2 separate regions of the Homo sapiens genome follow, and region 2 is linked to region 1. A link is an interaction called in ENCODE POLR2A ChIA-PET data of the cell type or tissue named here. Cell type or tissue: PC-9. All regions are shown on one strand. Links, peaks and the distances in the headings refer to the core of each region. The heading gives the core; the rest is flanking DNA. Region 1 holds the start of LOC105370117 (a long non-coding RNA gene). Region 2 has its middle 59 kb from the start of ATP12A.

Region 1 (15,074 bases), core at 3,902-8,901:
AGGTGCTTTTTTAAAAATAACTTTATTGACCCATAATATGTATGTAACTATTATGTATCCAAAAAATACTATTTAAAAAATGTATTGGGGTACAATTTACATACATTAAATTCATTCATTTTAATTGTACAATTTAGTAATTTTTCTCTCTTTTTTTTTTTTTGAGATAGGGTCTCTTGTCACCCAGGCTGGAGTGCAGTGGCATGATCACAGCTCACTGCAGCCTTGACCTCCCAGGCTCAAGTGATCCTCCCACCTAAGTCTCCTGAGTAGCTGGGACCATAGGCATGTACCACCTTGCCCAGCTAAGTTTTGTATTTTTTGTAGAGATGAAGTTTCGCCATGTTGGCCAGGCTGCTCTCAAACTCCTGGGCTCAAGCGATTTGCTCCACTTGGTCTCCCAAAGTGCTAGGGTTACAGGCATGAGCCACATTGCCTGGCCTAATTCAATAATTTTTAATAATTTACCAAGTTGTGCACCATCACTGCAGTCTAGTTTTGAGCATTTCCATCATTTTAGGTGCTTTTTATTTTTTCTTCTTAGTGATTAACTTTTAACACAAAAAAATTGTTCAAACTTTGATTCAGTAGTTCTAGTTGAGTATTATTTTCTAAGATGATTGTTGGAGATGGAAACAAGGATTTGCACATAAGGATGTTCATCATAGCTTTTTATGATACCAAAAATCAGAAATGATTTAATTTTCCAACAATAATTCATTTATGGTCCATATCTGATAGTCTCTATTAAAAATGTTTTCCAATAATATTTAATGACAAAATGCTAAAGATGCTGACTGATAACAGCGGGATAGGTAGTGTGATGTCAATTTTGATAAAAAATACAGTCTGTGGCTGGGTGCGGTGACTCATGCCTGTAATCCCAGCACTTAGGGAGGCCAAGGTGTGCAGATCACTTAAGGTTGGGAGTTCGAGACCAGCCTGGCCAACATGGTGAAACCCCGTCTCTACTAAAAATACAAAAAGTAGCCAGGCATGGTGGCAGGCACCTATAATCCCAGCTACTCGGGAGGCTGATGCAGGAGAATCGTTTGAACCCGGGAGGCGGAGGGTGCCGTGAGCCGAGGTCTCACCACTGCACTTCCGCCTAAGTGACAAAAGCGAGACTGTCTCAAAAAACAAAGTGTTATAATAGACCTAGAAAAAAGCCCAGAAGAAAAATGCAAAACAAGATGCTAACATAGCCCTAGGTTTTGAGATTTTTTTGTTTTGTTCTTTTTTTTTCTGTTATACAATTCTGTATTTTTCAAATTTTCAACAGTGACCATGAGTCACTTTTCCAGGAAACACGTTTTAAACAGGTCAGAGGATTTAACACATCCAGGACCCATCTGAAGGTGGACTTGAGCAGCCACTCCATGTCAGCCAACCTTGGTCAGCATAAGTGGGGGTGCAATTATCACATAGAGGCTGTCCTGGAAATTATTAAAGAGTCATTAAAGGCTTTTAGTGTTTTTTTTTGTGTGTTGTTTTTAATTGTCAGAGATTACGACTAGCATAGATTAACCTAAATAGTGTGGTGTAATCTCTTTTATGGTACCCCTCATTTCATCCCTCCTATCTATGCACAGATGCTAATTGAATGTGAGAGGCAGTCAACAAATGAAACTTTTCCATGCTAATGTTATGGAAAGGCAGAATTACATCAAGAGACTTCAGTTTAACCGGACCTCAAAAGAAAGATTAAAAAATATGAATCCCTAATGTGTTCATTCATTGTGTCCTGGATGGGGGATACAGCATGGGGTGAGGAAGGGCTGGGGGTCCCAGAGATAAGAACTATAATATATAACAGCATGTGTCAAGACTTGGAGGACCAAGCTGTGGGTTTCTTCCTCCTTTAGAAAAAGCCAGTGTGGCCAGGAGGGAATGAGATAGCTGTTGGCCTTGAACCATGATAAGCAATTTGTATTTTATTTGAAATGTAATTTAAAAACAACAAGTTTCCTGAAGCTGCAGTGTGGAGAAGAGATTGAACACAGGCGCAACAGGAGTGGGAGCCAGTCAGGATGCGAGGGCATGGGCCAGGGTGGCAGCAGGAGGGACAAGTTCTATACATTGGGGCTATATCAGGGGCTGTGATGGAAGAGATACAGCTGGCAGAAGGAGATGGGGGTGCAGGGAGTCAAGAATAGCACCCAGTGGTTGTCTCCAGCCAAGGGGGAGAGGGAGGCCTAGGCTGGGGACGTCGCACCTCTGTGGTGCCAAGGAGACCCAGAGGTGAGGTGTCAGGGAGGCAGTGGCACTGTGTCCTCAATTGAGAGCCCAGGGAATGGGTACCACCATCCAACACACACAGGGCAAAGGTACTGAAAGGTGACAGCGTGCTGGCAGCCCTTGCAGCCCTCGCTGGCTCTCGGCGCCCACTCTGGCTACGCTTGAGGAGCCCTTCAGCCCGCCGCTGCACTGTGGGAGCCCCTTTCTGAGCTGGCGAGGCCGGAGCCGGCTCCTTCAGCTTGCAGGCGCAGGACGGAACCGGGGCTGTGCGCGGCGCTTGCGGGCCAGCGCAAGTTCCGGTTGGGCGTGGGCTGGGCGGTCCCCGCACTCTGAGCAGCCCGCTGGCCCCGCCGGCCCCGGACAGTGAGGGGCTTAGCGTCCGGGCCAGCAGCAGCGGAGGGTGTGCCGGGTACCCCAGCAGTGCCGGCCCACCAGCGCTGTGCTAGATTTCTCGTGGAGCCTTAGCTGCCTCCCCGCGGGGCAGGGCTCGGGACCTGCAGCCCGCCATGTCTGAGCTCTCCCGCCTCAGTTGGCTCCTGCGCAGCACGAGCGTCCCGCAGGAGCGCGGCCGGCGCCCGGTCCCATCGACCACCCAAGGGCTGAGGAGTGCGGGTGCAAGGCATGGGACTGGCAGGCAGCTCCACCTGCGGCCCTGGCATGGGATCCACTGGGTGAAGCCAGCTGGGCTCCTGAGTCTAGTGGGGACTTGGAGAACTTTATGTCTAGCTAAGGGATTGTCAATACACCAGTCAGCACTCTGTGTCTAGCTCAAGGTTTGTAAACACACCAATCAACACCCTGTGTCTAGCTCAAGGTTTGTAAATGCACCAATCAGTGCTCTGTGTCTAGCTAATCTAGTGGGGACCTGGAGAACTTGTGTCTAGCTCAGGGATTGTAAACACCAATCAGCACCCTGTCAAAGCAGTCCAATCAGCGCTCTATAAAATGAACCAATCAGCAGGATGTGGGTGGGGCCACATAAGGGAATAAAAGCAGGCTGCCCGAGCTAGCAGTGGCAACCTGCTGGGGTCCTCTTCCACGCTGTGGAAGCTTTGTTTTTCACTCCTTGCAGTAAATTTTGTTGCTGCTCACTGTTTGGGTCCGCACTGCCTTTAAATCGCGGAGGTCTGCAGCTTCACTCCTGAAGCCAGCGACACCACGAACCCACCGGTAGGAGTAAACAACTCCGGACAAACTCTGGATGCGCCGCCTTAAAGAACTGTAACGCTCACTGCGAGGGTCTGCGGCTTCATACTTGATGTCAGTGAGACCAAGGAAGGAACAAACTTCGGACGCGCCGCCTTTAAGAACTGTAGCACTCACCACGAGGGTCCAGGCAGCTTCGTTTTTGAAGTCAGTGAGACCAAGAACCCACAAATTCCAGACACAGCACTAGGTAGGGTGGGGCCTCTGGCCTGTAGGAGTGGGAGGTGAAAGGGCAGGCAAAGGGGAAATGGCGGAGCCCAATCGCGGTGCAGGGCGGTGGGCTTTCAGCAACTCAGCTTAGTCCCAAGACGCGTGGGCCGCGGCAGAGAACCTGACCTGCCTGCCCAAGCTAACACAGGACCCGGAACCGCGATCCTCAAACTAATACAGGACTTGGAAACTGCTGTCGCCAAATGGCAGCTTACTTTGCGGGGAGCCTGTTAGACGTGACTCCTTGTTTTTAAAAATTGACAAATACCAGTCTGGGCAACATAGCGAAACCCTGTCTTTACTAAAAATGAAAAATATTAGCCGGGCGTGGTGGCGCGGGCCTGTAATCCCAGCTACTCGGGAGGCTGAGGCAGGAGAATTGCTTGAACCCAGCGTTAGCACAAACTGCAACATTTTGTAAGCTGCCCGCTATTTTGCAGACTTTGGGCAAAGTGAAACATTTCTGGGGGGTTTAGGCGGTGAGAAACATCCTTCCTAACCACTTGACCGCAAGGCCAACAGAGGCTTATCTGAAGAAACTTCCCTCTCATGACTTCTTGGGCAAACGTCCAAGGAACACCATGATGACATCCACCTGAATAAGGGCCAGAACCCTTATTGTACAAATCAATACAAATCATGGGAACATCTTATCGATATCTTGCAGGGCAACAAGCCATGCTGCCCAGACCCCTCCCGCCCATACCTATAAGTACCCTTAGCCTGTAAGACTTAGCAGTGGGCTGTGGCATTAGGCTGGTCCCCTACTTCTGTAGGTTTTGTGCTGCACATAAAGCCGCATTTGCTGTCAAGCTCGCGCTCTCTAGCTCTGTCTCCTCTCTCTTTCTTTCTCCTCTGTGTGTGTGTGTGTGTCTTTCTTTAACCCTCACCTTCTCTTCCCGGAAGGCAGAGATTGCAGTGGGCAGAGATTACAGTGAGCTGAGATCTGCTACTGCACTCCAGCCTGGGTGACAGAGTGAGACCCTGACTCAAAAAAAAAAAAAAAAAAGCGGGGGTGTGCCAGGTGCGGTGGCTCATGCCTGTAATCCCACAATTTTGGGAGGCCAAGGTGGGCAGATCACTTGAGGTCAGGAGTTCAAGACCAGCCTGGCCAACATGGTAAAACCCCCGACTCTACTAAAAATACAAAAGTTAGCCAGGTGTCATGGTGGGCGCCTGTAATCTCAGCTACTTGGGAGACCGAGGCAGGAGAATCAATTGAATCCAGGAGGTGGAGGTTGCAGTAAGCCAAAATTGCAATAGTGCACTCCAGCGTGGGTGACAGAGCAAGATTGTCTCAAAAAAAAAATTTTACAAAATGGAAATTAAACACAATTTTTCACCATGTATTAATTTATTGTTAAATACACATTTCGATGCAAAATTGAGAATGTGTTGTACAGTAAATTAATTAAATTAACCCAGGCTGGGTGTGGTGGCTCACACCTGTAATCACAGCACTTTGGGAGGCTGGGTTTGAGCCCAGCCTGGTCAACATGGTGAAACCTTTGTCTCTACTAAAAATATAAAAAGTAGCCACGTGTGGTGGTGCGCGCATGTAGTCCCAGCTACTCGGGAGGCTGAGGCAGGGGAATCGCTTGAACCAGGGAGGCGGAGGTTGCAGTGAGCTGAGATCGCACCACTGCACTCCAGCTTGGGTGACAGAGTGAGATTCCGTCTCCAAAAAAAAAAAAAAAAAAAAAAAGAACCTAAATGCAGAATATATATGTGTATACACACACATACATATTCCATTTAAACATAGTTGTATATTTTTATTATCAGCTGTTCAGTTTTTCCCCAGAATGGCCTAATAGAAGTCCACATAAAGAGTCTTTTTGAATGCATAGAATTATATATTAAAGAAACCCATGGTTTCACTATCAAATAATGTTAATTTCTAATTTAGAAATAAATGGTTCCATGTTCTGGAGTCACACACTTGATCTGTAACTTAAATCTGTCATGTTTTTATTAAGATGTATATCATGAGCCTGTACAAAGGGATTTTTGGTGGTGTAATATCAACCATAAAAGCTAGAAACGATTCTTAAACCAACACACATATTGCAAGCTAGGATATTATTCAATTTTTGCAATGTTCTATTGATAACATGATTGCAATATCTTTCTTAAGATAATGCCCAATTTTCCCACAGTTTGCTTGTATAATAATTCTAAATTCACTGTCATATTGACTTAAGAGAGGGTCCTTAAAAACTTTTTTTCCTACAGGATGGTGATGGGAATCTTTGCAAATTGTATCTTCTGTTTGAAAGTGAAGTACTTACCTCAGCAGCAGAAGAAAAAGCTACAAACTGACATTAAGGAAAATGGCGGAAAGTTTTCCTTTTCGTTAAATCCTCAGGTATTTCCAAGTGTCATAAACTACAGTGTGATAAAACATTGCGCATTCAGGGAACAGGGTCATGGTTAGAAGAGGAAGCAGAGATTAGCAGCAGGAGAGAGTGAGTGAGCTACTCGAAGTTCATCAGGAGAGACTGACATGGCCCATTGGGAGGCTGGGCTCCTAGAGGCAGAGGTGGCCCAGCCCTGTCCCCTCCCTGTTCCCTGAACTGCAGGACAATCCTACATGTCCTGTGAAGCAGGATATTACTAGAGCACAGCCAAATATGAAAATAGAATTTCAGACCAGCCATATCTATTCTTGAAGGAGAAAAGTCATAGTGCACAGGATTTGCAAAAAGCGCACTGTCGTCACTCACCAGTATGTCAACGCTGGGGTGATATACTGGTAAGCCAGGTTCCTGGGTGTAGAAAGAAATACATGCAGTGCAGACTCATCTTCGCAGTGTAGCTTGTGCTGTTTGTTTTGTTCATTTAAAGGCTGCAGGAATTTACCTTCTGCCTCTTGAACTTGTAAGCCTGGCAGTTCAGAATAATAGGATTTTACAGCTGGATGAAATCTTAGAAATAATTCAGTTTAACCTCCTCTTTTTTAAACCACCTCACTGTAAAAATAGAAATCCAAAGGCTCTAGGTGCCAGGCTGGCCTGCCCCTGTCCTCTGCTGTTCCCTCTGTTGACGAATTGATGAGCTGACTCACCCTGCCCCTCCCTGGACCTCAGCCCTGGGGCTTGGCCATTGTGAGCCTCATCTGTTCTGTGAAGCGTGTTCAACTCCAGCTGAATACCAGAAATGCAATGTCCCTGTTTACTTCCAATTCAGGTAGAATTGTATATACTTCCCTTATACAGCTTCCCACACTGAGCTGTCTCACCATCTCTGGACAGATGAGTAATTCGTGCCTGCTCTCCCTTCTCAGTTTGTCTTCTGTGTGAACTGCCAACATGGTCTCTCCTTTTTAGAAAGTCACATACTGTGAGTGCAACTTTGTGGAAGTCAATGTACATAAACATGTGAAATGTGCATCCCAGCTACTGTAGATAATGAGGCAGCTGTATATGTAATGTTGAGGAACAATCACCAAGATAATTTCAGTGGAAAAGCCAGCACGGAAGAGGCTGAGGAGCACGCTGCCATGTATCTACGCATAGTGTAGCTCTAGCAGGATTCGCGAGGAGCAAGTGACAGCAGGTGCCTCTGCAGAGAGGAACTGGGGACAACAGTGGGGATGAAGTTAATACGTCGTCATTATTTTATTTTTTAGATATTCTACAATGTGAATTTACTATTTATTAAAAAATAAATAAAATTATAAGCGGGCATGTTGGCTCATGCCTGTAAACTCAGCTGAGATGGGAGAATCACTTGAGGCTGAGAGTTCAAGACCAGCCTGGTCAACATAGCAAGACCCTATCTCTACAAAAAAAACAAGATTTTCTAAAATTACAAATCAAAATAAATAATAACCTTTGAACCTCCCTTTCCACTACTAAGAAAATAATTGAACAAGTGCACAAGGATGTGTACATGAGGATAGTCATCACAGCGTTGTTTACAATAATGAAAATTTAGAAATAACCTCTAGGGTTAATCAATTATGGTGCATTCGTAGCCATATCCTTTAAAAACAGTTGATTTTTAAAATGTTTATGTAACTAGAAACTGTGATATTTATAGAGGTTTTTCGAAATTTGAGAAAGATTATCACAAACTACCTTAATACTTTCTAAGGGTGAAAATTACAGATACAAATATCTTATTTAAATGTTGTTTTTCTTGATGCATAATGGATTGACTCTTTTTTTCCTTAGTGCACACATATAATCTTAGATAATGCTGATGTTCTGAGTCAGTACCAACTGAATTCTATCCAAAAGAACCACGTTCATATTGCAAACCCAGATTTTATATGGAAATCTATCAGGGAAAAGAGACTCTTGGATGTAAAGAATTATGATCCTTATAAGCCCCTGGACATCACACCACCTCCTGATCAGAAGGCGAGCAGTTCTGGTAGGTATTTCATAGCAAGCATTTAACGTATCATAGGTGCCATAGTACACGCTTGGGTTTGTCAAAGATACCATAGGCAGAGAATTGTCCAGAAATACTAAAAAAAAATTAGACTTATTACCTCAGAAAATGGACAGAAAAATAACAAAGGACAAAAGACTACTTTAGCACTAGAAACAGATTTCTTGATATCTAGCCTAGTAGGGTCAGACTCAAAATGGCCACAAAACACTGATCATCTCAGAAAACCTGATTGTGCTTTTAACTAGGGGGAGGGGAAAGCCTTTGTGTTAAACAGTGATTACTACAACCTAATGACTGGAAATTTGATGACCAGCATTTTGCTGAAGAAATTCTTTCCAAACAAAAGATTGTCTCCCCAAAAGAAACATATTTTCTTTATAAGCCAAGATTTTATTTTGGAAACTGGCCAAGAAGAAAGCCTTTGGACATGAAAAATGCACTCTTCCTGAGTCATATCAAAAATCACACAGTTCTGATAAATACTAACTCACAGTAAGCACACGGTATGTGTTAGATACCGTACTGACTTGGCAGGGTGGAGCCTCCTTAGACAATAGTCCAGAAATGCTGCTGCAGTCCCAGCACATGTCCCAGCAAATGATAGTTACAACAGAAATAAAATAGTAGACTCATTTCACATTGAAAACATACTGTATGACAGCCAGCATAATTTATTCAGATTCCAAATTACTACAAATACACTGATGATCCTTGGAATCTTGACAGTATAATTAAAACTGGAAAGAAGTCCTCACATTGAGTTATTCCTGTATATCACAATGCTCTAGATAGTGTTACTGTTTCTCTGTACAGAAAGTATGAAGCAAAAGCTCATGCAGAGCCCTTGACTTTCCCTCCTCTAAGCTAGAACATCTCCAGCTCCTTCGCTCGTGATGTGCCGACTCTCAGGAACTCATTCTGATCCTGTGCACTTTGTACTCTTCAAGAAGAAAGTGCCAATTGAAAATTGTATGGCTATCAATGAGTTTCAAATAATAACAGATGAGAATCCTCCTGATATGCTTATTAAAATAGAATTAGAGTATGTTCTCCCTATTTTATAAGGTTATACCTTCCTCTTTTCCCACTGGGTTATCCTTTGATCACCAAAATTATAACTAATTTAAGGATATATTTATGAATCTTAACAATTCCAGCACTTAGGTTAACTAATTATAGTAAGTCTTTGGGCAGTAAACAAGTGTGCTGTTTGCTTTTAATTCTAGAAGTGAAAACAGAAGGTCTATGCCCGGACAGTGCCACAGAGGAGGAAGACACTGTGGAACTCACTGAGTAATTTACTTCTTTCTGATTCCTGGGACTCTACAGAGTTTGTAAAATCTTGTGTAAACCTCAAGCACAGTATTAAAATTCTATTTGTAGACTTTTTCTTATTTTAATTTATTTTGCATATCTAACTCAAGTGATTTTTTATTTGAGTCTTTTTCTTCAACTAGTATAGTGATCATTATTTTAAATTCTCAGTATTAAATGAGATTGGGTGCAATTATTGAATTGATTTTTAAAAAGAAAACCAGTGGGTTTTTTTTTTAATTCTTTTAAAAAAAAACCTATTTTCATCCTATTATTTTCCTGAGCAGCCTTTAGAGTAAAGACAGTTTGTTACTTTTGCCTGATGTTTTCAAAAATGGAAATAACAACAGCCTTCCTCAAATGGAGTATGGGAGTCTAAAGTTCTATATGGTTTCTTAAAGCATACCCAAAACATCGGGTTAATTAGGCATCACATTCAATCTTGTTGTATTTGTTAATAATAGTGTTTAAAGAGAAGAAAATCCAAAATGAAAAGTACAGATTATGAGAAGTCTGACTCCTTTATTTTAGAGAGGAATGGACTGTGGTCTGGAGAGGAGTGACATAGCTTCTAAGAGTCAGATCCAAAGCAAACACAAGTAGCCCATCCCCAGAGTGTGCGGCCCACTTCTTTCTGCCTCTGCCGCGTGGAGACCATCTTCCAGTGCAGACGCTACAGTGCTGGGTATCTGAGCTGGAGATTATGCAGAGGAGGCATCCAGCTCATTTCCAATGATCTTTTAACAATTTCTGGAAGAGCTAAGGAGGCCTTAGGGACTTACCATGTGGACTTACCATGTGTTTTGTAAGGAATCTATCATGTATTTTGTAAAGATGTACAAGAAAAAATTTATGAAATTCTGTTTAGCCTAAAATCCATTTAATGTTAAAATTTTAATTATACACTACAAATTTCAGGTTTGGTATGCAGAATGTTGAAATTCCTCATCTTCCTCAAGATTTTGAAGTTGCAAAATATAACACCTTGGAGAAAGTAAGAATCTGATTTCTAGTTAGCAAAAAAAAAAAAAAACACACCTGTTTGAATGTCTTCTGGGTGTTTTTCCTATTCGGTCATTTTCTCATTGTTTTGAAAAATTATGCATATCCTGAATATCATATAGTCCTTAAAATATGAGTTAATTTTATTTATATATTTATTTTTGTGGAGACAGAATCTCACTATTTTGCTGGTCTCGAACTCCTGGGCTCAAGCCATCCTCCCTCCTTAGCCTCCCAAAGTGCTGGGATTACAAGCATGAGCCACTGCACCCAGACCTGATTTTTAACAGTCAAGAAAATGTTTATGTTTAGAATTTAAAGTTTAAATTTTTAGTGTTTATATTATAAAAGTAATGCATGCTCATAGCAAAAATTTTAAACAGTATAAAATATCAATATGGCATTAAACATAAAAGTGCTCTTCCCTGTTACTAACAGTTTCTTGTATTTGGAAAAGGAAGGTTTGACACTAAGTATTTACACTATGTTGCGTTTCCATTCCTTTTGCATTAGAAAGAAAAACAAAATCCTTTTTTTTTTTCCCCACAAATGAAAATCAACACTAGTGTCTGATGTGGCATCACTTGCCTATAGTCCCAGCTACTTAGGGGGCTAAGGCAGGTGGATCTCTTGAGCTCAGGAGTTTGAGGCCACCCTGGGCAATGTGGCAAGACCTGTCTCTAAAATATATATATAGATATAAATCGACACTAGCCTTCAAAGTGATGTTCCATTTGTATTTTGAGATATGTTAATAAAATGTAACTTGAAAATAACATTTCCCTCTTTGATAAGGAAAACATGAAAAGTGGTATGGTATAAACACACAGATCTATTTATGGGATGGTAAAAATACAGGAGGGAAACATACCAAAATATTAATAGTGATCGTATTGCTCTCGGGATTTTAGGAGATTTTAATTTTCTTCTTGATACTTTTCTATATTTTCTAAATTATATCTCTAAATGAACATATTTTATAATTATAATCAACATTTTCAAATGGCACATGTAGTTTGATGTTTCCCGAGTGCAGCTTCTGAAAGCACATCCTGTTTTCCAGGTGGGAATGGAGGGAGGCCAGGAAGCTGTGGTGGTGGAGCTTCAGTGTTCGCGGGACTCCAGGGACTGTCCTTTCCTGATATCCTCACACTTCCTCCTGGATGATGGCATGGAGGTAATGCTGTTTATATTGATTCCTATGTGTTTACTGACCTCTGTTCATAACTCATTTCAATGAATCAGCCGACCTCCCAACCTTTTTCTTCTTACCTGTTGTCTTAGCTCAGGCTGCTATTAATAAATGCAACAGGCTAGGGAGCTTAAACAACATTTATTTCTCACAGTGCAAAAAGCTGGAAGTCCAAGGTCAAAGTACAGCAGGGTTGATTTCTTCTGAAGTGAGGCCTCTCTCTTTGGCTTACAGACAGCTGCCTTCTTGCTGTGTCCTCACATGGTCTTCCACCTGTGGGCATCTGTGTCCTCATCTCTACACATGAGGATAGCAGTCATATTGGATCAGGGCCCACCCTTATGATCTCACTTAATTAATCAATTACCTCTTGAAAGGCTCTGTCTCCAAACACAATCCCGTTGTTGAGGTCCTGGGAGTTAGGACTTCAGCATATGCATTTTGTAGGGGTACAGTTCAGCCATAACACCTGGTAAATAATTTTGCAAAGGGGAAATGTGTTCTCTTTTGGAGTGTGGGAGGTGAGGACCTCACCCCCTGAGTAGATCAGCACAGGGTCCCGCTAGAAGGGAATGTTTACTGGGTGCAGGGTGTATAGCATTTCTGCCCTTGTTCCACATCACTTTTGGGATATTTTCCTAATATTTACACCTCTGAAAGCATTCCACTGATATACTTCATTAAGCACCTGCTGTGTACCAAGCAATCGACTAGGGCTGACACTCAAAGATAAAAATAGCTTCACACCCTGGCGTCAGAGATCACTGTCTAGAAAGAAATAACACTCATCATTACAATCCACTGTGACATTTCCAATCCTGAATATATATATGGGGTATTGAGGGCTCAAGGTCACAGAGCCCTGGGAACAACAAAGGAGGCTTTGCAGAGGCCATACCTTTGCCCTAGGTCAGTATCAGGTCAAGAGCACAGTTCCAATCTAAAACAATCATGAAACAAAAATAAATTTAGAATTAATGCCTGAAGTTCAAATAAAATGCTGCAACACCCACCAGGATGCCTTCTCAAGTAGACATTCAGAGTTACAGATCTATCTTTTTTTTTCTTCTTTTTCCCCGAGACAGAGTCTCACTCTGTTGCCCATGCTGGAGTGCAGTGGTGCGATCTCGGCTCACTGCAACCTCTGCCTCCCAGGTTCAAGCGATTCTTGTGCCTCAGCCTCCTGAGTAGCTGGGATTACAGGCATGCGCTGCCACGCCTGGCTAATTTTTGTATTTTTAGTAGAGACGGGGTTTCACCATGTTGGCCAGGCTGGTCTCGAACTCCTGACCTCATGATCTGCTTGCCTTGGCCTCCCAAAGTGCTGGGATTACAGGCATGAGCCACTGCGTCCTGCCTACAGCTCTGTCTTGGGCCAGGAAACAGTCACTTCTCCGTGAGAGTGGCCCTCACAGAGGCCCACACAGGCTCCAGGAGCTTTTCCCTTTGTTCCCACTCTGAGTGTCAGCTCAGGTACAAGAGAAAGAGACTCACGTCAGGTGGATGTGAGATCCACTTGGCTTGGAAGCCCTACCCCACAAGAGCCCATAGCTCTTGTAGCATTGTCTCGGGTTCCAGATGCCCTCAAGGGACATACCCAATTATATGAGTCACTGCTCTCTGACAAGCCCAAAGCTTGGGTTTCCCACCATTGAGCCCCCAGTATCAATGCAATTTATCAATGAGAGGCCACAATTACATAAGCAATTTTGCCTACTATTACAGCTGACATGCCATCTTTATCAGATTTCCATGGGAACAGAGCTAGAAAGCTAATCCATGGTCAAATGTGTCCAAGAAGGAGAAAGGGTTTTGTTACCCTTGTACCCTGAAATGCATACTGGATTTTGTGGAGGATATAGTTGTTTGGGTAAGAAGTAAGTAAAAATGAAGGTGAAAAACATGATAGAATGTGTTATTGTTTTCTTCATTGAGAAAGAAAACCATAGCATCGTTTAGGCCAGGACATCCCTCAGGGTGCCTTCCTCCCTTAGCAAGCCCGAGTCTGTAGAGATGATAGAATGTGTCGTTGTTTTCTTCATTGAGAAAGAAAACCGTAGCATCGTGTAGGCCAGGACATCCCTCAGGGTGCCTTCCTCCCTTAGCGAGCCCGAGTCTGTGTAGAGCACCCCTGGGTGAGCCTGGTTTGCTGAGCAGAGAAGCCTGTCCACCTTGATAGCAGTGAGCCTCAGTCCACCGTTCTGCTGAAGAGGATTTTCCAGCCTGCCCTTCTGCTTAATAAAACCATTTTGATGGGAATCTTCCAAAATTATGTTAAACTCTACCGTCTTAAATGGAGTGACTTCAACAGGCACTCCTATTTTCCAAGTTTCAGAGGCATCCTGCGGCCCCCCTATCTGGGAGGGCGGCTTATGGGTATCCTGAGTAGTGTGGCTTCCCAGGGGTCCACACCCCCAAGCCAGGGGCTCAACCAACACCTACAAGGACACCATGGCTTTGAGCTGGGGCAGGTTCTTCCAGATTTTCCTGGGGTTAATGTTAGGATCACTGCCTACTACAGAGGCAGGAGTTGCCCAGAAGAGCAGAAAGTGCCGCCTCCACAGGCAGTTTGGGATGAGGGAGGAGCTGGAGCCTTTAACATGTGCATGACCTAATAACTTTCCTGCCTGTCTACTGGCTGTGATTTCATTTTCGCTGTGTGCCCGTCTCTAACAGTTCTTCCTTTCTGAAGTATTTTTCTTTTCTTCCCCTTCCCCTCCAGATTTTTTTTTTCTCATTTCCAAAAAGCTGGAAAACCAGATTTACAAGCTAGTTAGACTGGTTTGTAAGGAGTCTGTAGACTTGGAAGGAAGCTTTGAGTAACTCTCCAGTGAAACAAATGATCTTTTCTGTCTGCTGTGCATTCTCAAGCTTTTTCCCCTCTACCTCCAGGTTTTAGGCTATTAAGAGTTTAAAATTTTGGTAATTCTGGCCAGGCATGGTGGCTTACGCCTGTAATCCTAGCCCTTTGGGAGGCCGAGGTGGGTGGATTTCTTGAGGTCAAGAGTTATTCAAGCCAACATGGTTGAAACCCCATCTCTACCAAAAAAATACAAAAAAAATTAGCCAGGTGTGGTGGCACATGCCTGTGGTCCCAGCTACTCAGGAGGCTGAGGCAGAAGAATCGCTTGAACCCAGGAGGTGGAGGTTGCAGTGAGTTGAGATTGTGCTACTGCACTCCAGTCTGGGCGACAGAGCAAGACCCTGTCTCAAAAAAAAAAGAAAAAGAAAAGAAAAAGAATTTAAAATTTAAGTAATTCTTTGAAAAAAACTAATTTCTAAGCTTCTTCATGTCAAGGACCTACTGCTTTATTTATGTTCAATAAAGCTAGATATGTAAATAATGACTGTACTTTTGCTATACACCATAATTCACAGACTAGAAGACAGTTTGCTATAAAGAAAACCTCTGAAGATGCAAGTGAATACTTTGAAAATTACATTGAAGAACTGAAGAAACAAGGATTTCTACTAAGAGAACATTTCACACCTGAAGCAACCCAATTAG
Region 2 (15,074 bases), core at 3,370-8,369, 120 kb before region 1:
AAGAAAATTATGGGGCCGGGCATGGTGGCTCACTCCTGTAATTCCAGCACTTTGGGAGGCCTAGGAAGGTGGATCACCTAAGGTCAGGAGTTTGAGACCAGACTAGCCAACATGGTGAAACCCTGTCTCTACTAAAAATAGAAAAAATTAGCCAGGTGTGGTGGCAGGCACCTGTAATCCCAGCTACTTGGGAGGCTGAGGCAGGAGAATCGTTTGAACCCAGGGGGCAGAGGTTGCAGTTAGCAGAGATCGCGCCACTGCACTCCAGCCTGGGCAGCAAGAGCTAAACTCAGTCTCAAAAAAAAAAAAGAAAAGAAAAAAAAGAAAATTACAAGAAATTGTTTGAAGAGGCCCAAACCACCCAGTCTTGGCAATCCCCATGGCAGCAGTGGGGACCCTGGAACCTTCCAAGTTCACACTTTATGGAAATGCAGAGACTGAAGAGTTCTTAGTGTCATGCACGTCCGTGTGAAGAGACCACCAAACAGGCTTTGTGTGAGCAACAAGGCTGTATTTCACCTGGGTGTACGCAGGCTGAGTCCGAAAAGAGAGTCAGCCAAGGGTGGTGGGATTATCATTAGTTCTTATAGGTTTTGGGATAGGCAGTGGAGTTAGGAGCAATGTTTTGTGGGCAGCGGGTGGATCTCACAAAGTACATTCTCAAGGGTGAGGAGAACTACAAAGAACCTTCTTAAGGGTGGGGGAGATTACAAAGTACATTGATTGTTAGGGTGGGGCAGAAACAAATCACAATGGTGGAACATCATCAGTTAAGGCTATTTTCACTTCTTTTGTGGATCTTCAGTTGCCTCAAGCCATCTGGATGTATACATGCAGGTCACAGGGGATATGATGGCTTAACTTGGGCCCGGAGGCCTGACACGCAGGACTGGCGCTCCAGCCTCTTCCTCCAGCTAAACCTAAAATCGTATAAAACTCCCAGGCCTAAGGAGTTCAGTTAAATTCACATCAATTCAACAGATGTATAGCAAAACCTTGCATTATGGCAGGTAAAACTGGTTACTATATTTGCTAATGTCCTTAATGTCAGTGGCTCAACACAATGGAAGTTGCTTTCTCATGTGAGGTCCAGGGGAGGCGCAGTAGAGTGGGAGAGGAGGGGTTTCCTCACAGCTGTTCCGGAATAGGGCCCAGGGGAGGCTCTGCCATGTGGCCTCGCCCTGTGTGTCAACACCCAGCCTGGGGAAGGAGGAGGGAGAGAGAGTGGGAGCTATCTTTTAGGAGAGAGCCACGGGGCAGTCATGGTGCCTGCTGTTGCTGGTGCAGACTCACTCACATGGTTCTGGCTAGCTCAATGTGTGAGGAAATGGGGAAGCAGAGCCTCCGGGCAGATGCTTTCCTGCAATAGCCCTGCATTCTACGGGCGAGCAGGCTCTTCGGTGGCTATGTCTAGCTGTCTCTGCCACACACCTACTATGCGCATGGCATCAGCTCCCAGAGAGCTAACAGTGTAGCCAGTGAGGACGTGCGCTTTGCTAAAAGGAAATCTGTTTTGCTTCTCTCCCCTAAACCAGTCTGGCAGCCTAAAGGCTATTGGTTCAGGCTTCGGCCTGTTTTCCTCAAACGCTGTTTTCATCAGTCCCTGCCTTGCTGGGAACTCCTGGGGACTCCTTGCTACACCACGGACACCCTCTTTTGCCTTTTGCTTAATACCAAGGGTAATGTGGCCCCTACTCCTGGGCCGAGCTTATCTCTCATGTCCCTTTGCTCCCCCACAGGGAATCGATCCTGCCCTAGTGGGGTGTCTGCACCACCATGATCTACCCAACCTCTGGACCTCACATTTTTGAAGCCGGTCCAGCTCCACCTGCAAGGGTGAGGCCTCCCGGGCTTGGGCCAACTAGAACTTCTTTTGGCTGGCGCCGTCCTGCTCCCCAGTTGTTGGATGCCTGATTCGGTGTCTTTCCTTGAACTACCCGCTCTTTAGAGAACCAGGCTGACACAGAGTGCTCCTGCTTATTCCCTGCTCCGCGCCCTGCTCCCGCGGCTGGCCTGTAACCGACAACTTTGCCTCTGAAACCTTTGCCGGCCTCCTCCCCTCTTCCAGGAGCCCAGCGCCCTGTGCGGTGTCCCTTGCCACGGCGCCGTCTGGCGGTGGAGCCGGGCACCTGCAGGCTGGAGCCCACGTTGCCTGAGAACAGTCCCAGGGGAAGGGGAGGAGGGTCAGGGCTCCCCTTTTCTGATGGGATGCTGGCTCCATTGCAGCCACAGCTGGGGGTTCATCCCTCCTTTGTACGCACCCCTTTTCCCCGGAGTGCCTAGCGATGGATACAGACTTGCAGGTTACTTATTTAAAATCAAAACCAGCTGCGGCCAAAGTGTAGTGAGTACTCATCACTGGCTGGGCGTTTTATGGCCTGTGAGTTTCCATTATCCCAGTTAAATCTTCAACAGCCCGGTGCCCTAGGAATTATCATCCCCACTTTGCTAAGGAGAACCTGGGCTCCTCAGATGTTAGGAGGTGAAAATGACAGGCCAGTAGGTGTCAGAAGCAGGGCTCTGGACTCCAGCCTTCCGACTTCAAACCCTATGCTTTTAAAAATCATTCCATTTGCTTCACTAATTTTCTGTGAAAAATCACTGGTTTCCATAGTGGAAACTCACAAGTGGCAGCTAAGTGATTGGAGAACAATCATTAGTAGACCCAGGTTTAAATTCAGAATCTGTAATGGACTTCCTGGAAGACATTAACCTGCTAGGGTGTCAGTTTCCTGTCCCCACCCCGCACTGGGCAAACCAGATCAAATGTGCAAGGGCGCTGTGGAAGAAAGGTTTCTCTCCTCTGTAGTAATATCTTTTGCTAGAAAGGTTTTTTTAAATAAATGTATTCTAAGGGCAAGGAGAAACCAAATTTGAAATCCATTTGTCTGCAGTGCACTTGACCCAAGTTTTTTCTGGAATTTTGCTGTCTTTTCTGATGTCATAAACTCTAAACTAGCTGGGAAATTCAGATGACAAACACAGACTCTGCCTGGGCTCCAGGAGTGTGTCATGGGCAGCAGCAGTAGCAGCCGGACGTGCCATAGACCATGTCATCCTTGTGGCTTCACTCCTCTCCCTGATGTTGCAATGGACGCCCAAAAAGCCACCTGGTCCTGTCTTTTTCTGACTCCTGGGAGGGCCCACAAAGTAGAGACTACCAGTATTTGCATAGTTCTCTGCAGTGTACACAGCCCTTCTTAATCACAGCTACACGTTCAGCCTCTGCAATAACCCGGTGAGGTGGGTGTTGTCACACCCATTTTACATTTGAGGAGTTGGAAGTTCAGATGTTCAGTAACTTGACAAAGGTTTCATTCTAGTAAGTGGCAACACTCATTCTCAAACCCAGCTCTTTGGATACAGGCCTTGTCTTTCTTGCTACACCAACACGTACCCCACAAAATCTGCTCAGTGCTTGCACTGGCACTGTGGGGGCACCTGCCTCTGAAGGTGCAGAGAAGTCACCCTCCTTCCTCCATGAGGCCTCTCTCTCTTCCTCGCTCCCTCTCTCTTTCTCTATCTCTTGCTCTCCCTCTTTTCACATGTTTATTGAGTGCTTATTACATTTGTCAAAAGACAAAAATTACAACAAATGCAGTTTAAAGATCCTAATTGGCCTTTATTTGTGATTCTAGAATTGAGCAACACTCCATTCCATAAAATAGGAGTGTTTTGATAAGGCCAGCAGAGGGGGTTGACTTTTTAAACAGAAAAAGGCTGAGGAAAACAGAAACAGGAAGCAGAAGGCGGGTTGGTTATTAGAAAGTAGTTTTTCTCGTAAAGGTTAAAGAAGAGGGGACTTCTTCCTGCTTGTTAAAACCGACCTGTTTGGGGATTTGGCTATTATCTCTCTCTCCTGATCTCTTGGAAGGTCAAATAAACAACTTAGTTTCAGTTTGGTGTCATGAAAGTTTGGCAGGAGTAACTCCATTTTGGTTTGCTCTGTTGGGTCTATTGCAGGAGCTCAGCCCAAACCAATGGCTTCCTATAAGTTCATTTAACAAATCTCAGACTTTGTCCTAGGTGCTGGAGATATAACAGTGAACAAAGCTTACATAAATCTTGGAACTTATTTTCTAGAGGAAGAAGATAGAAAATAAATTATTTGGCTGTTGGTGGTAAGTGCTAGGAAATTAAATATGCTGTCATCTTCTCTCACACAAGCTGGTTCATTTAAGAAGGAAAGAACCAAGTGAGATGTGGAAAGCCTGTGCAATCTTTGTTTATGTGAAGCCAGAGGGATCTTTTCAGAAGCTTGGATCTGATCCTGTCTGTTCTCCCCACCAAACACAAGCTCTCTTCCCCGCTTCCTGTGGCTCTGGAGAGCCTCCCCACCCCCGTCACCCCTCCTGGGCTGAACAGCTTCCAGGCTCCTCAGCCTCTCCAGCCTTCCTCACTCTCAGGCCCCCTGAGGTCCCGCTCACTGACCTGACCTGGTCCAACCTGGACCCCACTCCTTCCCCAAGGACTTACTTGCCACTCCCTGGCTGGGCCAGGCCTGGTGCTCTGCCCCCAACGCAGGGCTTCCCTCCACCCGTTCAGCTGCTCAGCTGTGGGAGCTCGGCTCAACGCCCTTCCTTGGGAGATGGCAGCCAGCCCTCCCCACTGCCCCACTGCCCCGATTTCAGACCCCATGTTCCTTTTTCTTTCACAGCCCTGATCACAGTGGCAAATTCACCCTCCTTGGTGTGGTTGGTTAATGATTCTCTCTCTGGATGCTGGCCCCCAGGGTGGGACCTGATGGGATCTATTCATCCAGCCCCAGTCCAGGGCCTGAACCCTGGTGGAATCCCCCCAGAGGCCACTGTGTGTCCGGAATTGGTGGGTTCTTGGTCTCACTGACTTCAAGAATGAAGCCGCCGACCCTCGCGGTGAGTGTTATAGTTCTTAAAGACGGTGTGACCAGAGTTTGTTCCTTCTGATGTTCGGACGTGTTCAGAGTTCCTTCCATTCTGGTGGGTTCGTGGTCTCGCTAGCTCAGGAGTGAAGACACAGACTTTCACGGTAAGTGTTATAGCTCTTAAGGCAGCGCATCTGGAGTTGTTCATTCCTCCCGGTGGGTTCATGGTCTTGCTGGCCTCAGGAGTGAAGCTGCAGACCTTCGCAGTGAGTGTTTACAGCTCATAAAGGCAGTGCAGATGCAAAGAGTGAGCAGCAGCAACATTTATTGCAAAGAGCAAAATAACAAACCTTCCACACTGTGGAAGAGGACCCGAGTGGGTTGCCACTGCTGGCTCAGGCAGCCTGCTTTTATTCCCTTATCTGACCCCACCTACATCCTGCTGATTGGTCCATTTTACAGAGAGCTGATTGGTCCATTTTGACAGGGTGCTGATTGGTGCATTTACAAACCTTGAGCTAGACACAGAATGCTGATTGGTGCATTTACAATCCTCTAGCCAGACATAAAAGTTCTCCAAGTCCCCACCAGATTAGCTAGACACAGAGCACTGATTTGTACGTTTACAAACCTTTAGCTAGACACAGAGTGCTGACTGGTGTATTTACAATCCTTTAGCTAGACATAAAAGTTTTCCAAGTCCCCACCAGATTAGCTAGATACAGATGCTGATTGGTGCATCCACGAACCTGGAGCTAGACACAGAGTGCTGATTGGTGCATATACAATCCTCCAGCTAGACATAAAAGTTCTGCAAGTCCCTACCTGACTCAGGAGCCCAGCTGGCTTCGCCTAATGGATCCTGTGCTGGGGCCATCCCATGCTGCGCAGGAGCCCACCACAGGGGAGGGGGTGTGGGGGCCTCAGGCATGGTGGGCTGCAGGTCCTGAGCCCTGCCCCACGGGGAGGCAGCTGAAGCCCAGCAAGAATTTGAGCATGACATGGGCGGGCCAGCAGTGCTGGGGGACCAGGTGCCCCCTCCACAGCTGCTGGCCCGGGTGCTAAGCCCATCACTGCCTGGCGTCGGCTGCGCCAGCAGGCCGCTCTGAGTGTGGGCGCGTTGAGCCCGTGCCCACCCGGTACTCACAATGGCCCCAGAGTGCCACATGCAGCCCCGGTTCCCGCCCGCGCCTCTCCCTCCACATCTCCCCGCAAGCAGAGGGAGCCAGCTCCAGCCTAGGCCAGGCCAGAGAGGGGATCCCACAGTGCAGCAGTGAGTTGAAGGGCTCCTCAAGCATGGCCAGAGCAGACTCCAAGGCCAGAGCATGCTGCGGCCCTGGCTACAGATCCACTAGGCAAAACCAGCTGTGCTCCTGAGTCGGGTGGGGACTTGGAGAACTTTTATGTCTAGCTGGAGGATTGTAAATGCACCAATCAGCACTCTGTGTCTAGCTCAAGGTTTGTAAACACACCAATCAGCACCCTGTGTCCAGCTCAAGGTTTGTAAACACACCAATCAGTGCTCTGTGTCTAGCTAATCTAGTGGGGACTTGGAGAAGTTTTGTATCTAGCTAAAGGATTGTAAATGGACCAATCATCTCTCTGTAAAACGGACCAATCAGCTCTCTGTAAAATGGACCAATCAGCTCTCTGTAAAATGGACCAATCAGCAGGATGTGGGTGGGGTCAGATAAGGGAATAAAAGCAGGCTGCCCCGAGGCAGCAGTGGCAACCCACTGGGGTCTCCTATCCACACTGTGGAAGCTTTGTTCTTTCACAGTAAATCATGCTGCTGCTCACTTTTGGGGTTGGTGCCACCTTTATGAGCTGTAACACTCCCTGTGAAGGTCTGCTGTTTCACTCCTGAGGCCAGTGAGACCACGAACCCACCAGGAGGGATGAGAACAACTCCGGATGGGAGGAATGAACAACTCCGGGTGGGCCACCTTTATGAGCTGTAACATTCACCTCGAAGGTCTGCAGCTTCACTTCTGTGGCCAGCGAGAACACAAACCCACCGGAAGGAATGAACAACTTCAGATGCACTGCCTTTAAGAACTCTAACACTCACTGTGAGGGTGTGTGGCTTAATTCTTAAAGTCAGTGAGACCAAGAACCCACCAATTCCAGACACAGGACCACAAGCACATGCCACTTCACCCAGCTTATTTACATTTTTTAAAAGGGAATTTATCTGAGAATCATATAAAGACATGACAGAACATGTCATAGGCCACTTTACACAATAAAATAGGCAATAATATGCATATTTTTGCGAGTATCAGGCATAGTAATGACAGTCTTACAGGTGTAACAGTTGTTAACAGATGAACTGTGTTCATAAAGAAATAGGTCAGGCCGGGCGCAGTGGCTCGCGCCTGTAATCCGTGCACTTTGGAAGGCCGAGGCAGGTGGATCACGAGGTCAGGAGATCGAGTCCATCCTGGCTAACATGGTGAAACCCCGTCTCTACTAAAAAATACAAAAAATTGGCTGGGCGTCGTGGCGGGCCCCTGTAGTCCCAGCTACTCGGGAGGCTGAGGCAGGAGAATGGCGTGAACCCAGGAGGCGGAGCTTCCAGTGAGCCAAGATCGTGCCACTGCACTCCAGCCTGGGGGACAGAGCGAGACTGCATCTCAAAAAAAAAAAAAAAAAAAACGTCAAAAAGGGAAATTTACAAACATTTATCACTATGGTTGCTAACTGTGTGCACCCAGGTTTGTAAGTGAAATACTGTGACAGGCCAGGAACGGTGGCTCATGCCTGTAATCCCAGCACTTTTGGAGGCCGAGGCGGGTGGATAACCTGAGGTCAGGAGTTGACCAGCCTGGCCAACATGATGAAATCCCATCTCTACTAAAAATACAAAAAATCAGCCGGGTCTGGTGGTGGGCACCCATAATCCCAGCAACTCGGGAGGCTGAGGCAGGAGAATTGCTTGAACCCAGAAGGTGAAGGTTGCAGTGAGCCGAGATCACACCATTGCACTCCAGCCTGTGCGACAAGAGCGCAACTCTGTCTCAAAAAACAACAAACAAACAACTGTGACGGACAATCTAAGCCTTGATGAGTTTAATCAAGAACCACAATAGGTCACTGCCACAGTCCTGCACAGAGTTGAAATCTTGAGAAATTTTATGATGAAATCAATTAAAAATATAATAGGTCACCACTGCAGTCCCCCAAAGAGCTGAGATCTTGAGAAATTTCACCTTTTCCCAAATGCAGATGTACAAAAACAAAATCTCTTCATTTGTTGAGGAAGTTTCAAAGTTTTTGTGTACATATGCAATACAGAGTCAACCTGGGGTGCTGGTAGCCTGGCTCAGGCTGAAAGCCTCAGGACCCAAGGGGTGGCTAGTGTTTGAGTCTTGAAGTCCAAAGGCTGGCAAGCCTGGAGTTCCAGTGTCCCAGGCAATAGAAGAAAATCCTTTCCCAGCTCTCAGGGTGAGACCAATTCTCCTTCCGAATTTGTTCTCTCTGGGCCCCAACTGACGGGATAGTGCCCGCCAACATTGAGAGTGGATCTTTCCTACCTAGTCCACTCATGCTCACACCCTAATCCCCTCTGGAAACACTGTCACAGATGCACCCAAAATAATGCTTTACCAGGTTTCTAGATATTCCTTAATTCAGTCACATTGATGCCTAAAATGGTCGCCCCTTGTCAATTTGGCGCTCATACACGCCTCCTGCACAGCCTGCACAAGGCACTGTGGTGCGGCTATCCCGTGATTAGAATTTTAGATGTTAGGGATTTTAGACTTTAGGGACTTAGAAGTTAAGGGTTTTGATCTTTAGGAATTTTGGTCCTTCCAGATTTTAAAATTCTGGATTATGGCATTTGGGATTTTTGTGTCTTTTGGATTATGATCCAAATTCCTTCAATTATTTGCCTCCTGCCTGCTTCCTGGAATGATCAAAATTCTCTCCCTGAGATATCTGCATCCCCATGTTCATTGCAGCACTATTCGCAATAGGCAAGACATGGAATCAACCTCGGTGTTCATCAATGGATGAATTAATAAAGAGAATTTGGTACATATATGCAATGCAATAACTATTCAGCCAGAAGAAAGAAAGAGATCCTGTCATTTGCAGCCACATGGATGGAACTGGAGGTCATTATCTCAGGTGAAACAAGCCAGGCACAGAAAGACAAATATCACACATTCTCACTCATTTGTGGGAACTAAAAAGTTCATCTCATAGAGGGTGAGAGTAGATTGGTGGTTACTAGAGCCTGGGAAAGGGTAGCAAAGTAGGGAGATGAAGAGAGGTCGGTAAATGGGTATAAGAATATAGATATATAGGCCGGGCATGGTTGCCCACGCCTGTAATCCCAGCACTTTGGGAGGTTGAGGCGGGCGGATCATGCGGTCAGGAGATGGAGACCATTCTGGCTAACACGGTGAAACCCCATCTCTACTAAAAAATATAAAAAATTAACCAGGCATGGTGGTGGGTGCCTGTAGTCCCAGCTACTTGGGAGGCTGAGGCCCTCTCAGCTGTGTGTGGCCTTGGGGTGGGGAACCCAATCTAGGCTCCAGGGTTAGACACATCTGGCATGATAATTTTGGAAAGCAACCTGAAAATATAACCAAAACCCACAATTCACTCAAACCCTATAACATAATAACACCGCCTATAAAAAAATATTACAATGAAATAACTGACAAGAAAAAAACATTTCCCTGTAATCCAATAATATATAGTTAAAAAGTCCAAGTAAAAACTAATATTCTCCTGTTTAGATATGGGGAAAGTTATTATAAGGAAAAAATGTAAAAACAAAACAAAACAGAACAGGCCGGGTATGGTGGTTCACGCCTGTAATCCCAGAACTTAGGGAGACCAAGGCAGGGGGATTGCTGGAGGCCAGGAGCTCGAGAACTAGGCAACATTGCGAGAACTCGTTTCTCAAAAAAAAAAAAAAAAAAAAAAGGAAGAAAAAGAAAACAGTTAGCTAGGTGTGGTGGCACCTGCCTGTAGTCTCAGTTACTCCTGAAGCTGAGGCAGAAGGATTGCTTGAGTGCAGGGGATAGAGGCTGTAGTAAGCTATGATTGTGCAACTTCACTTCAGCCTGAGCAACGGAGTGAGACTTTGTCTCAAAAAGTAAAGAAAAAAAAAAAAAAAGAAGAACAGAACATCAGAACACAAGATATGCTCATGCTGACCACGGGATTTAGTATTTACCTTTGGTCGCTAAAGAGAAACGAAAGAACATACTAAGATATGAATGGTGGGCATTTTGAAGTTATGAAACTTTAATGCTGTGTAAAGAAGTTTAGGTAGAGAATACTATACAGTAAAATTTGAACATAATTTTAAAGTTAAAAACACATGCTACTTAACAAAATAGGCAATCCACACATAGATAATGAAGGGTTGATGCATTCCGGCATGTTTTTGGCTGTGAACATGTTTGTTATTGATTCAAAATTGTGCACAAGTGTTGCTATCGACAAAAACAAGTGCTTTTGCCCAGTGCCTCTTTTCATTTTTAGCTCCCAGGAGAACGGAGGTGGCCTTGTTCTAGTCCTCCTGCTCTCTGGCGGAACAGCTCACATGTGTGGAGCTGGGGTGTGGGGCCAGGCCTGTGTCTGGATGAGGCTTCCTCAGGCCCCAGATAAACTACAGACACCCCCAGGCCTCTGCGCACGCCTGGCGAGAAAAGGGGACTTCACAGAGGACTCAGGTGTCACCTCAGCGGCGTTCTGCAGCTGCTGCTGCTGGCTGTATTGTCCACACCTTTCATATTAAGGGTGGGATCCCTCACTGTCTGTGACCTCAGAACTACCTCAAAATGCAAATAATCAACTAACAAGCCTGTTACTTCCGGGATCCCAGCCACACAGCAGAGCTTCCTGTGTGGGATTTCTTATTCTAACTGCAGCCCTCCAAGCACGTGCATGAATCACGCTTGTTGTACTAACACGGAAACTGAGGTGCAGAGACTTCAAAGACTTGGTCAGGGCCCCTCAGCCAGGAAGTGGCAGAGCCAGTGGTGAGCCCTCTGTGCTTCTCAGGCTGTCTTTGTCATGAAAGAGGCAGCCGGGACCCCACAGAGCTTCTCCTTGGCGGGGAGTTTTCATTAGGCCCTGGCCTTCCCTGTGTGTGTAATGGAAACACCTCGTGTATTTCACCACTGTCCGGGTTGGGGCATAAGTGTCCTTCAAAGCACAGTCCCATTACGTCCCTTTCTATGGCAGGTTGAAGCCCTCTGCAGGAGTGATATGAGTGTATGACTCTTTCCTAGGTGAGAAGGCCCAGCAATCATCAAAACCATGGTGGAGACATCTTTGCATCTATTGTCTCATCTTCCTCCTGCATCATATGTGCTTGGGAAGTTCTAGAGGCTTGGGTGGTGGGTGTGTGGTGGTGAAGGGTGTCCTGTGGGGGCTGGGCCATCCTTGGTGTTGGGTGTGTGGTGGTGGAGGGTTTCCTTATGGAGCCTGGGCCGTCCTTGGTTGTCAGTGTGTGATAGGGGAGGGTGTTCACAGAGGTTGCACTGTTCTTGGCAAGTGGGTGCTGCTGTCCTGGTTGACTGTCAGGGAACTAAAATGCGGTGTGTGTCAAGAGACTGGAAGGAAGGAATGTCGGTGGGGCAATGGCCCGAGGCTCTACTGAATTCCGCTGTCTGTCCTATTCTTCCATGCTGGGGAAGAATAGGAAGGATCAGGGTAGGGAGGGCCCCAAACACGGAAATGCTGAGGCATTTGTCCCAGAGCCGCTGCCCACACAAGGTGGGTCATAGGCCCACAGATATGTGGAGGCCAGGGCTTCCCTGTGAGGAGCAGGCAGGGCCCTGCCCCCTACTCTTCAGGCACAGAGGCTCCCAGAGGTTCTTGTCAGTAGGGAAATATTAGTGCCAGCATGATCCTTTTAGAAGTGTGTGAAACAGGCAATAAGCCACCTTTTAACCTATAATGTAGGAGTCAGTGGGAGCAGCAGGCTCCTCTGGGAAATACTAACATGTGAAATGGAAGCCAGGCAGCCTCCCAGACGCAGGTGCATCTGCATCCCGAGGCGCTTTGTTACTTGGCAGTACGTGATTGACAGAAATCCAGATTCCTATAGATCAACTGCCAGAAATTTAAAAATGCCAGAAATTTAAAAATGTCTTGATTTCCTGCCTCGGGATATTTTAAACTTAACGAGGACAGATTTATTTTTAAGTCTAAGTAAGAACACATTAACTTAACAACCAAAGTTAAATTTTCAGTTATCTCCAGTGTATTTATATGTTGGCTGCTGCTATGTCTTCAAATGTGTTTTCTTTTCTTTCTTTCTTTCTTTTTTTTTTTTTTTTTTTTGAGATGAAGTCTCACTCTGTTGCCCAGGCTGGAGTACGGTGGTGCGATTTTGATTCACTGCAAGTTCCACCTCCCGAGTTCCAGGAATTCTCCTGCCTCAGCCTCCCAAGTAGCTGGGATTACAGGTGCCCGCCACCACGCCTGGCTAATTTTTGTATTTTTCGTAGAGATGTGGTTTCACCCTGTTGGCCAGGCTGGTCTTGAACTCCTGACCTCAGGTGATCTGCCCGCCTCGGTCTCCCAAAATGCTGGGATTACAGGCTCAAAAATGCATTTAATATCACAATAAGCCCACTGTAAAGCCAAAAGAAAGTAAGTCCAGGAACATCTGTACTAAGAAGGAGTGGGAGCAACTGGCAGCTGTGTGGACTGACACTGTCCCCGAGGCTGGCACTGGGTACATTCGGAGACGAAGGGCTCCCTGTAGGCTCTCTCCTGTCTACCTCCTACATCACCCTGAGCTCTGGGTTCATTGATACAGCTGCCCACCTTTCACCAGATTTGGGTGTCTAGTAGGAGGCTCAAGCTCAGGAACAAACAGAATCTGTGACCTTCCCCCGGCTCCCCCAAACTGGTGTACCCCCAGACCAAATTATTCTCTTGGTGAAACCCTCCAATCACTATTCATTAACCTTAAAATGAAATCCACCTTTCTTACCAAGGCCTATGACCTGGGCATCAAAGTGAGGTCCACAGTCTGAGCACCCCCTGGGCTTGGTGGAGCAGATGCTCAGGCCCCCAGGATCAAGGCTGCATTTGAACAAGATGCTGGCTGTTCTGCACAAGGAGTTTGAGACTCGACAACCCTCTTCCAGCTCTAAACTTCTCAGGGTCACTGTACCCCTGGGGCAAGGGCCTCAGTCTTGGAGCCCTCGAGCTTCCCCCGGGAGCCTTTGCACCTGGAAGCCTTGCTGTCATGTCACCAGCCATGAGCCAGGAGGCGTGGGGTCCAGTGGGGGCTTGGCAGTGAGTAGTTATGGAGCCTGGACCAGCTGCTTCCCATCCTTGGTCCCTTTCTGGGACATGCACAGTGGTCTCTGGGTTTGCCAGGTGTGACTGGGCAGATAGTGGATTTGGGAACCATGAGAGACAGCCCTGGGCTCAGGCCTGGGTGGGCGTGTCTCCTACTCCAGCGAGTAAGCCCCATGTTGGCCCTTTCCAGAATGACCCCACAGACCTACAGGCCTAGGCCCCCAGTAAAGGCATAACTACCAGGGGTCCCGGGGGCCCCAAGGCCTCTCATCCCCAGCCCTGCATGAGAAGCTGCCCCGGGAACCAGGGCCTCCTCCCCTCACACCTCCCTTCTGGGCCTTGGCCCACCCTGCGCTGTGTGTCCATCAGTGAGTGAGGACAGATGGATACATATTGGGCTGTGTTTTGGCATCTGTTGGTGGTGGGGATGGGACTTCTAGACACTCAGGGTCAGCAGCGTCAACCCAGAGGCCACAGAGCAGCAGTGTGAATGCACAGATTGCTGCCTGGAGACCCCAGGCAGCAGGAACTGCATACTCAGGCTTTTTTTTTTTTTTTTTTTTAAGTAGGATGTGACTTCCTTCTATCTTGGCCCAGAGACTTGCTGCTACTAAAAGGGACTGGGTCACTGACCTCTGTCTAGTGAGGAACATTTCTGAAAAGGTTTTAGCAGGCTGAAGAGCAGAAGCCACCTTGAGGTTAGCAGAGCTGCTGGGACTCCTGCGGTGTTTTTGTCTCTCAGACAAACCCCTGGAGCAGCAGGTAATGCCCAGGACACCCTCTCCACTCCACTTCCACCCATGGGTTCCTCTTCCTAAACTGATGCCTCTCAAATTCCGCGTGGCCAATACTTTGCATGTTGTTCTCTGGCCTTGCTCGCGTGGCCAATACTTTGCATGTTGTTCTCTGGCCTTGTTCTCATTCTAAACACCTGAAAAACTCCCTCTTCCTGCCTCTCTCCCGCATCCACATTCCACACCCCAAGGGCTAGGTCAGTCCCAGCCCCGCCTTGAAGGTATCCCTAAGGGCTCTGGCCTGAGCACCATCTCACTGGCCTGGGGGTCCTCCCTCTGTTCTAGTTTGTCCGGAGTGTTTGGCACTCGGTTCTGCACTGTCTTCTATGCAGCTTCCCGTGTGCTGATGTGGCCTCCCCACATGCCTGTGTGATCTCTGGGTTAGAGGCCATGTCTCTATAGTCAATTACATGCACAAAGCATTTATGGGTCATCTAATACCTGTGTCTGCAAAGCGCTGTGCTTGGGAGTGTGTGTGTGAAGCAAAACGTGTGCATCTAATACCTGTAAATGCAAAGCATGTGCATCTGTGTGTGTGAGACACATCGAGGTTAACAACCCACACATCCTGCTCTGAGGAGCTCAGTCTAGAAGGGAGGGTAAACCGTGGCACAAATGACTAAGATGGGAGGCAAAGGAGGAAGACAACAGAGAAGGGCTGGGAAAGACCTTCGAGGAGTGAGTGGCCTCTGGAGTGGGTCTGAGAAGTGAAGTGAGTTCCACTTGGGGCCTCAGCAGAAAGAAGGAGGATTGAGAGAGGTCCCTTCCCTTCCGAGGAGGGAGTGCAGGTGTGTGTCGGGGGGGCGGGTGTGGAGAGCTCCAATTTGACTGGGGGCTGGCTCTGGCCATGCTCAGGGAGTCCTCTCAGGTGTTGGGGGTCCTCAGTGTGGCTCGGAGGCCTGGCCCACAGACACCACCTGCCTCTCTCTGTCCAGGAGGTCAGGTGGAGCCACGTCGGGGCCTTGGAGACTCGGCTGAGAGGTGTGATGGAAGATGGGGCGTGATGGAAGATGGGACATGAAAGTGCTGCGGCTGCACTGACATTCTTATGGCCCTCACTCCAAGCACTTCTCACCACTCAAACCAGCGGCCCCAAGTAAAGCTTTTGGGGGCACTGAGAGTCCATGCCTGAGTGAGGTACTGAAGGA

Evidence for each region. ChIA-PET counts read pairs that join two places held together with the same protein. Peaks named below come from ENCODE experiments on the same cell type or tissue, not always from the same donor. Only the 100,000 strongest peaks of a DNase experiment are listed, where the experiment ranks them.
Region 2: POLR2A ChIA-PET joins it to region 1 with 6 read pairs; 2 of 35 experiments call an interaction of 5 or more read pairs at or near these places.

The regions. Positions count from the first base shown.
Region 1 is chr13:24,494,593-24,509,666 of GRCh38, reverse strand. It overlaps PARP4 (poly(ADP-ribose) polymerase family member 4), which reads left to right. Exons shown (of 34, transcript NM_006437.4): 2 at 5,890-6,022; 3 at 7,833-8,034; 4 at 9,285-9,351; 5 at 10,291-10,366; 6 at 11,438-11,551; 7 at 14,945-15,074. The coding sequence starts at 5,891. It overlaps LOC105370117 (a long non-coding RNA gene), which reads right to left and starts at 6,512. Exons shown (of 3, transcript XR_941756.2): 1 at 6,381-6,512. RefSeq lists a silencer at 5,962-6,256. In PC-9, for the core only: no CTCF peak of the experiment used is centred there; a DNase peak (open chromatin) is centred at 6,746; H3K4me3 peaks cover 326 bases; H3K27ac peaks cover 4,871 bases.
Region 2 is chr13:24,614,323-24,629,396 of GRCh38, reverse strand. No RefSeq gene overlaps it. Among named protein-coding and RNA genes, the nearest start is that of ATP12A, 59 kb to the left of the region's middle. RefSeq lists enhancers at 937-1,775, 14,952-15,074. In PC-9, for the core only: no CTCF peak of the experiment used is centred there; no DNase peak of the experiment used is centred there.